Regions from separate parts of the Homo sapiens genome. Here region 1 is linked to region 2. Evidence: read pairs that join two places in POLR2A ChIA-PET (ENCODE). Cell type or tissue: PC-9. All regions are shown on one strand. Links, peaks and the distances in the headings refer to the core of each region. The heading gives the core; the rest is flanking DNA. Region 1 overlaps DDX27 (DEAD-box helicase 27). Region 2 overlaps STAU1 (staufen double-stranded RNA binding protein 1).

Evidence for each region. Peaks named below come from ENCODE experiments on the same cell type or tissue, not always from the same donor. Only the 100,000 strongest peaks of a DNase experiment are listed, where the experiment ranks them.
Region 1: POLR2A ChIA-PET joins it to region 2 with 8 read pairs; 9 of 35 experiments call an interaction of 5 or more read pairs at or near these places.

What each region holds. Positions count from the first base shown.
Region 1 is chr20:49,233,395-49,237,780 of GRCh38, reverse strand. It overlaps DDX27 (DEAD-box helicase 27), which reads right to left. Exons shown (of 21, transcript NM_017895.8): 10 at 4,376-4,386; 11 at 4,072-4,213; 12 at 2,693-2,846; 13 at 1,550-1,631; 14 at 1,271-1,448. Among named protein-coding and RNA genes, the nearest start is that of DDX27, 16 kb to the right of the region's middle. In PC-9, for the core only: no CTCF peak of the experiment used is centred there; no DNase peak of the experiment used is centred there.
Region 2 is chr20:49,177,037-49,181,422 of GRCh38, reverse strand. All of the region lies in intron 1 of STAU1 (staufen double-stranded RNA binding protein 1), which reads left to right. Among named protein-coding and RNA genes, the nearest start is that of STAU1, 9.1 kb to the left of the region's middle. RefSeq lists an enhancer at 432-960. In PC-9, for the core only: no CTCF peak of the experiment used is centred there; a DNase peak (open chromatin) is centred at 1,942; H3K4me3 peaks cover 938 bases; H3K27ac peaks cover 1,819 bases.

The DNA.
Region 1 (4,386 bases), core at 287-4,286, 56 kb before region 2:
TTGTTCTCTCAGCTCAGCACTTTGCCCTCAGACCTCTCATGGCTGCCTCATTCCGATCACCCAGGACTCAGCTCCAATGCCAGCTGTGCAGAGGCCTTTCCTTAACAGCTTAATGAGGCAGTCTCCTCCTGCTGTTCTCAATCACATCTACTGTTAGCTTATTTATTGTCTCTTTCTCCCAGAACCACAGCTCTGCTTTGTTCCCTGCTGTATCCCCAGCACCTAGAACAGAATCAATAGCACTAGGCCCACAGCAGGACTCAATAACTAGTCGCTGATTAAATGAAGACAATGAAAATGAAAAAAATAAAAGGGACATTTAAGAAAGGAAAAATGGTTTGAAAAGACATACACCTAAATGCTACCAGTGGTGAGCTCTTTGACACAGAATTACATTTTTTTTTATTTACTAATTTCCAACAATAAATACGTACTTTTCATTTCATTTTTTAGAGACAGGGTCTTGCACTTTTGCCCAGGCTGCAGTGCAGTGGCACAATCATAGCTCACTGCAGCCTCAACCTCCTGGATTTAAGAGATCTCCTGCCTCAGCCTTCTGAATAGCTGGGACTACAGGCACACACCACCATGCCCAGCTAATTTTTTTTTTTTAGAGACAGGCAGCTCACTATATTGCTCAGGTTGGTCTTGAACTCCTGGCCTCTAGCAATCCTCCTGCCTTGGCCTCCCAAAGTGCTGGGTTATAGGCAAGAGCTACCATGCTCAGGCTAAATATGTATTATTTTTATAACTTTAAAAATTTTTAAGGCTGGGCATGGTGGCTCATTACTGTTAATCCCGGCACTTTGGGAGGCAGAAGGTGGGTGGATTGCTTGAGCCTAGGAATTCAAGAACAAAACAAAACAAAAAAAGACTTTAAAGAGGATGTGCTTTATAAGACCCCCACAGATCAGAGGAACAAAATCAATGAAAGGACCCAAAAAGAATGAGTACTGATCTCTCTCTTCCCCACCACCAACAGTAAGGGAAAGAGGAGTTTAGTGAGAATTTTGCCCCAAGCAACCTTCTCTTCTCAATTTCCACCTAAATGGGGCACTGTGTTTACAATTCTGTCATAATTCCCTTCTACACACAGGAGGCAAGCTCAGAGAGGTGAGGTGAAACCTGCACATGGTCACTCGGCAAGGAAGCAGCAGGGCTGGAATTCAAATCTGGCTCTGAACTGCAAAGTACCTGCTCTCAGCCATTACACTCTGTCCTTGCCCCGCCCACCGAGCCATTCTGCACTGCCACAGGGGTGCCTGCTCACCTTGGGGAAGTATCCTGGCCTTCACAGGGGCCTTGGCAGCTTTTACAATCTCCTTCAGCATCTTCCGCTCATCTTCTCCCACCAGAGAGACTGAGCGCCCAGCCCTGCCAGCACGTGCTGTTCGCCCCACCCGGTGGACATAATGTTTGATGGTATTAGGCATTGTGAAGTTGATTACCTAGAAGGTCAAAAATGAACGTCAGGCCTGGCAAGGGAAGGGGGGTGCGAAGAGGCAAAAAGACTTCCACCAAAAGTCCAAGGAAGATAGTGTCTGCTCACCGTTTTGACCCCCTCAATGTCAAGTCCACGGGCTGCCACATCAGTGGCCACGAGGATGTCAATCTGTTCATCCTTAAAACGCCTAGAAACAGTCACAAACAGCTGTTCATCCAGACACCCTCCCCTAATAATGCTCCACAAGAGCCTGAGCCAGCAGAGGACAGAACAGGGCATTAAAATGGGGATAGAGGCTGGGCACGGTGGCTCACGCCTGTAATCCCAGCACTTTGGGAGGCCGAGGTGGGCAGATCACGAGGTCAGGAGATCGAGACCATCCTCGCTAACACGGTGAAACCCCGTCTCTACTAAAAATACAAAAAATTAGCCAGGCATGGTGGCGGGCGCCTGTAGTCCCAGCTACTTGGGAGGCTGAGGCAGGAGAATGGCGTGAACCTGGGAGGCGGAGCTTGCAGTAAGCCAAGATTGCGCCACTGCACTCCAGCCTGGGCGACAGAGCGAGACTCCGTCTCAAAAAAAAAAAAAAATAGGGATAGATTCTAAATGTGAGCACATGGGATATTTACACCCACCCTTCAACAACCCATCATACAGAGCAAACGTAGTTCTGTATCTGCTAACAGCATAGGCAATTGTCTCAGTTTAAATCAGCCTATCTTTAACAAACACCTTTCAGCACCCACTGATGAACAGGGTTAGGTGGAGAGTTCTAAAGGGTTCCTCCTTGCCAACCACCTTGATGCCATTCTCTGAGGACTAAACAAGAAATCACATGGAAAGCACGCAGCACAGTGCCTGGCAAAGTAGATGCTCAAGTAATGGCTGCTAACTTTGACTCTAAATCTTGTTCAATCAGACCCAGGAATGTTCACCACTCTCAGAAAGCTTCCAAGAAGAGACCATGTGTTGCCTTTCCAAGCCAGCTTCCTCTGTCACGCCACACAACAGCTCCCATGCTAGGGACAAGCATCCAAGGACATGAGGGTCATCTCTGACTATGAAGTTAGAGTTCTAAACACATCTAAGACATGACCTCACAGTGGTTAGGTTAAAATGTTCAAGGCCAAGATCATGCTATGTGTCCCCTGCTAATGTTCTAATAGAATGCTCAGGGTCCTCTTCTTCCTTCTATCCTCTCTGCCCCAGAAGGATGGTGGGAGCCTCAGTCCCCACCCCAAATGTTACCGGAGGGCCTCCAGCCGCTGCGTCTGTGACAAGTTGCCATGGAGCTCACCCACCTGCAGCCCCATGAGCCCCAGGAGGATGTGCATGCGGTGGGCCTGCTTCTTGGTTTGCGTGAACAGCATCACATGGTCAGTGAAGGTCCTCGTCAACAAAGCTGGCAGGAAGAGAGGACTGAGCTGGCAGCTGTTTCTAGGCTCTTATTCAACATGTACCCCCTCCTCATCCACAAAGTATGGTCACTGTGCCTGGCACTGGATAGACAGGCACTGTCCCTGTCCTGTGGAACTCAAATTCCAGGGTGGATACAGAGAAGCCAATTCCTGGGGGGTGAAAAATGCTGTGAGAGAGAGTGCAGGGACGAGGGGGAAGCAGCTAAGGGCTGGCCTCTCTGAAGAGGTGACATTAGGTTGAATGACAAGGCAGATGATCCATGGGAAGATCCAGGGGAAGATTCTAGACAGAGGAAATGGCAAACATGAAGGCCCGGAGGCAGGAACCAGCTTATAGTGAGAAGTGCAAGCAGGCGGCTGGATGTAGTGGCTCATGCCCGTAATCCCAGCACTTTGGGAGACCAAGGAGGACAGATCACTTGAAGCCAGGAGTTCAAGACCAGCCTGGCAAACACGGTGAAACCCCATCTCTACTAAAAATACAAAAATTAGCCAGAAGTGGTGGCAAGTGCCTGTAATCCCAGCTACTCGGGAGGCTGAGGCAGGAGAATCGTTTGAACCCAGGAGGCAAAGGCTGCATTGAGCCAAGATCGTGCCAGTGTACTCCAGCCTGGGCGACAGAGCAAGACTCTGCCTCAAAGAAAAAAAAAAAAAAGTGCAAGCAGGCGAATGTGGCTGGAGCCATGAGCAAGCCTCCAAGGCTGGGATCCCGGGCAGGCAAGGGCCAGGCCCGAAGAGTCCTAAAAAACTAAGATGTTTGGATTTTAGTCTAAGACCAATGGAAGCCACCGCAGGGTGTTCAAATAAGGACATAATAAGTACGAATGTCTTCTGCAAGCAATCATTGTAAATGCTCTGCAATGCAGAGAGTCACAAAAGGCCGAGTGGAAGCAGGGAGCTCGAGCAAGAGGCTGCGCAACGATCCAGGCGACAGAGAACAGTGGTCTGGACTGACGGGTACAACAGCAGCTGATGCCAAGTGGTTGGGAGTTGAACAGGACACAAAGAGGATTGGTGAGGCGATAAAGCAAAGGGAGGAAGGACCCGTGGAGAAGAGAGGCAGCGGATCATCATTAGTGCAGTGCAGCCTCTGCGCTGGGGAAGACTGGACGGCAGAGGCGCAGGGGAAACCAAGCACTTCAGCATGGATACTACGAGCTCAAGGAAGCTGACCAGCCCACCCTGCCCAGGCTTGCCCTGTGCTGCCACCTGCCACGATGGCTTCCCGGTCTCCTTCACGATTAGGCCGGATCCGGATGAACTCCTGCCGCAGGAAGGGAGCCACATCTGTGTTGCTGTTCACAAATATCCGGACAGGATTCTTCAAGGAGACAGAAGCCAGATCTTTCACCTGCCAAGCACAAAGCCAGGTTTCCTCAGCTCTCTGCAAGGTGGTAGGGAAGGAGGAAGCAGTGCTCACCCCAGGCAAACCCCCTCAAGCCCAGCCAGGGTCCTCTGCATGGCCCCCTCTGGGCACACCTGCCACCCGCCACAGAGAAGTCCCTCGGCCCACCTCGTCTGTCA
Region 2 (4,386 bases), core at 75-4,074:
CAGCATATTCTCTGATCCTATTTAAAATTTTTTACAAGTGGAGTGTTGCTGTAAGTTTTATAGATGTTTATGTGTAAGGACAGGTTTAGTGAATTTGCTGGATAATAATATTTACTGCTATTGAGCTCTTACCATGTGCCAGGTTAGAATTACAGGGTGAAAGTTATTTTATGCAGAAAAGGAATTAAAAGGTCAGGTTGAATTTACCTAATAATATAAAAGTTGCAGTTCATTTAGCTCTTTCCTTGAACCAAAGAAAAGGGTTTCTTAGACCCTTTATGTTGTATTTCTAATACTCATAAACATCTTTGCAGCGTAAAGCTCATAATAATTGCTGAGGATGCTGATGCGCTTCCGAGGGGCCAGATAACTGGCTCAGAGTCCTGAGGCACCAAGTATTAGTTCTAGAGCACAGGCTGGTCTGGCTCCAAAGTCAGTGTTCTTTCCACTGAACCATGCTTTGTCTCTAAATTATGCTTAGGTGCTTTTTGTTTAGGATAATTGATTCTGCTTGTCACTGGTGGCCCTCCCCTGACTCTCCCCACCGCAGCAGCTAGGATGAATTTTGCTCATTAGAACCCTAGATCAATTTGAAAGAAAGTCTGGTTAAGTAATAGTCTTTTAGATGGACCCTTGAAATAGCTTTCCAGTTTACTTTTATTTGTTATGTCAAATTAAGCTAAAACTTAAAGCTGATCCACAGGTTTGTGTGTGGGGAGGGGCTGTCTTATTAACCTTTGTGTTAAAGGAGGCCAGCTCCTAAATTACTGCTATCGTGTGTCATCAGGTTTGTTAAAAATTGCTGGCATGGTGGCCCACGCCTGTAATTCCGTCACTTTGGGAGGCCAAGGCAGGCGCATCACCTGAGGTCAGGAGTTCGAGACCAGCCTGGCCAACATGGTGAAACCCCATCTCTACTAAAAATACAAAAATTAGCTGGGTGTGGTGGTACGTGCCTGTAATCCCAGCTACCCCGGGGGCTGAGGCAGGAGAATGGCTTGAACCCGGGAGGTGGAGTTTGCAGTGACCTGACATCGTGCCGCTGCACTTCAGCCTGGGCAACAGAGCAAGACTCTGTATCCAGGGGGGGAAAAAAAAAAAAAGAACTGTAGTCCAGGTTGTTGCTAAAAAAAAAAATTCATTTCTTCTGAATTCTAACATTCTGCTTTAGTGGAAATGAGTTAACTAAGCTTCCAATTAACTTTATAGGATAGGTGCTGGTTGTCCTCTTTGCTTCCTAGCCCTTTCTAACATCCCTCTTGTGGCTAATACTGTTGGGAGTATTTAGTACAGCTTCCTGTTTGGAATTGAACTGCTTCCTGAACAATTTTGTTTTACTTTTGTTTGAAACGGTGATCTGAATCAGAAGCTTCTTTGGTATTCCACCTGGGCAGTCTTCTCTTATGGTTAGTCTTGAAAGGCTGGATCAGTGAAATTAAATCTGCCTTTGGATGTGAGCTTTTAGTGAAATGGTGTCTGAAGTTCCATTTTGTGTTTAACCTCAACTGAGGCTACCCTGTAGTCTGTAATGACATAGCATGTCTCATTAATCACTAATAGGTGTTGGAAATACCCCTTGGCATGAAGTGAGCAGATAATGCTGCTTACATTGTCACTATATTAGCTCCCTTCAGAGATGAGCTTTAGGATCTAACTAGATCTTGTCTGATTCTCTCCTATCTTTGCTGTTTTGAAATCCATGCCTTCTATAGATTACAATTAACTGAGGCATGAATTTTCTACCCTTGCAGATTCCACCCTGATTCAAATAGGGCCATTGTCTGCTGAAGCCATTGTGATTTTATGCAGAATGCTAGGCAGTCCTTTCCTCTGTCAGAAAGAACAATTTATATGTAATAATAAGTCTCATTATGCTTGGAAGCTTATTTTCCTTGTTGCACAATTGAACCAACCTGCTCATGAAAGCTCCATGACCCTTTACCTAGATGACAGTCAAATATAGTTAGGCAAATAAGTTTCCTTTTGGTTTGTCATTGAGTAAACCTTTGCAACCTGTAATGTTTAGCAAGTGACTACTTCTGTATAGTAATTTTCCTTTTAGTTGAGAATTTATTCAAGCACCAAACATAAAAAAGAATAAAAGTGAAATAAGCTTTCTTTTGCATAAGGGACTTTCTATAATTTGCTACTTTTTATCTTCTTTTTTTTTTTTTTGAGGTGGAGTTTTGCTCTTGTCGCCCAGGCTGGAGTGCAGTGGCGTGATCTCGGCTCACTGCAACCTCCACCTCCCAGGTTCAAGCGATTTTCCCACTTCAGCCTCCCGATAAGCTGAGATTACAGGTGCGTACCACCATGCCTGGCTAATTTTTTTTTTTTTTTTTTAGATGGAGTCTTGCTCTATCGCCCAGGCTGGAGTGCAGTGGCGCGATCTTGACTCACTGCAAGCTCTGCCTCCCGGGTTCACGCCATTGTCCTGCCTCAGCCTCTGGAGTAGCTGGGACTACAGGTGCCCGCCACCATGCCCAGCTAGTTGTTTTTTTTTTTTTTTTTTTAGTGGAGACGGTGTTTCACCGTGTTAGCCAGGATGATTTTGATCTCCTGACCTTGTGATCCACTCGCCTTGGCCTCCCAAAGTGCTGGGATTACAGGCGTGAGCCACCGCGCCCGGCCATGCCTGGCTAATTTTTATATTTTTATTTTATTTTATTTTTGAAGCAGAGTCTCGCTCTGTTACTCAGGCTGGAGTGCAGTGACCCAATCTCAGTTCACTGCAACCTCTGCCTCCCGGGTTCAAGTGATTGTTCAGCCTCAGCCTCCCAAGTAGCTGGGATTACAGGCATGTGCCACCATGCCAGACTAATTTTTTTTTATTTTTAGTAGAGACAGTGTTTCACCATGTTAGCCAGGCTGATCTTGAACTCCTGATCTCAGGTGATCCACCTGCCTTGGCCTCCCAAAGTGTTGGGATTACAGGTGTGAGTCACTGCGCCGGCCTAATTTTTGTATTTTTAGTAGAGATGGGATTTCACCATGTTGGCCAGCCTAGCCTCAAACTCCTGACTTCAGGTGATTGGCCCACCTTGGCCTCCCAAAGTGCTGGGATTACAGGCCTGAGCCACGGTGCCTGGTTTAGTATGCATTCTTGACTGGGGAAAATTGCAGTGGTAAGTGTGCACTATATAGATATATTGATAATGATCATGATGGCTTTGGATTATCTTTTGAAATTGGAGGATTTCAAAAAATAGATTTGCATATGGAAATGTGCATTTTTGTTGGTTTTTTGAGATGGAGTCTTGCTTCATTGCCTAGGCTGGAGTGCAGTGGTGCACTCAGGGCTCACTGCAGCCTCAATCTTCTGGTCTCAAGCAGTCCTCCCATCTCAGCCTTCCAAGTAGCTGAGACTACAGGTGCATGCCATCATGCCTAGCTAGTTTTAAACTTTTTGGAGAGATGGGGTCTTCCTCTGTTTCCTAGGCTGGCCTTGAACTCCTGGGCTCAAGCAGTTCTGTCTTGGCCTCCCAAAGTGTTGGGATTACAGGCGTGAGCCACCACACCTGGCCAAAACATGAATGTTTGTATGAATCTCAGCTATCACTGTGTAAAAGTATTTGAGATCCAAATGACTGCTGTATTTCTCCCCTCTCTCTCTCTCTTCTTTCTTTGCTAAGTTGATGATGGTTATTTTTTAGCATTGTCTTTATGTCTGACTCTAACAGCTCCTTTTTCCGTTCTTATATTTAGCTTTTTTTATGTGTGTTTTAAAATTTTTTTTTTGTTTTTGAGACGGAGTCTCACTCTGTCATCCAGGCTGGAGTGCAGTGGTGTGATCTCGGCTCACTGCAAGCTCCGCCTCCTGAATTCATGCCAGTCTCCTGCCTCAGCCTCCCGAGTAGCTGAGACTACAGGCGCCCGCCACCATGCCTGGCTAATTATTTTGTATTTTTAGTAGAGACGGGGTTTCACTGTGTTAGCCAGGATGGTCTCGATCTCCTGACTTCGGGATCTGCCACCCTCGGCCTCCCAAAGTGCTGGGATTATAGGCGTGAGTCCACATGCCCGGCCCTTAAATTTTTAAATTTTATTTTAATAGAGACAGGGTCTTGCCATGTTGCCCAGGCTGGTCTCAAACACCTGAGCTCAAGCGATCCACCTGCCTCGGCCTCCCAAAGTGCTGGGGTTACAAGCATGAGCCATCACACCTGGCCTTTATTTTTTACTTCTGCTTTGGGCTAGAAAACTGAACACCCTGGGCCAGGTGCGGTGGCTCACGCCTGTAATCGCAGCACTTTGGGAGGCCGAGGTGGGCGGATCACGAGGTCAGGAGATCGAGACCAGCCTGGCTAACATGGTGAGACCCATCTCTACTAAAAATACAAAAAATTAGCCGGGCATGGTGGCATGCACCTGTAATCCCAGCTACTC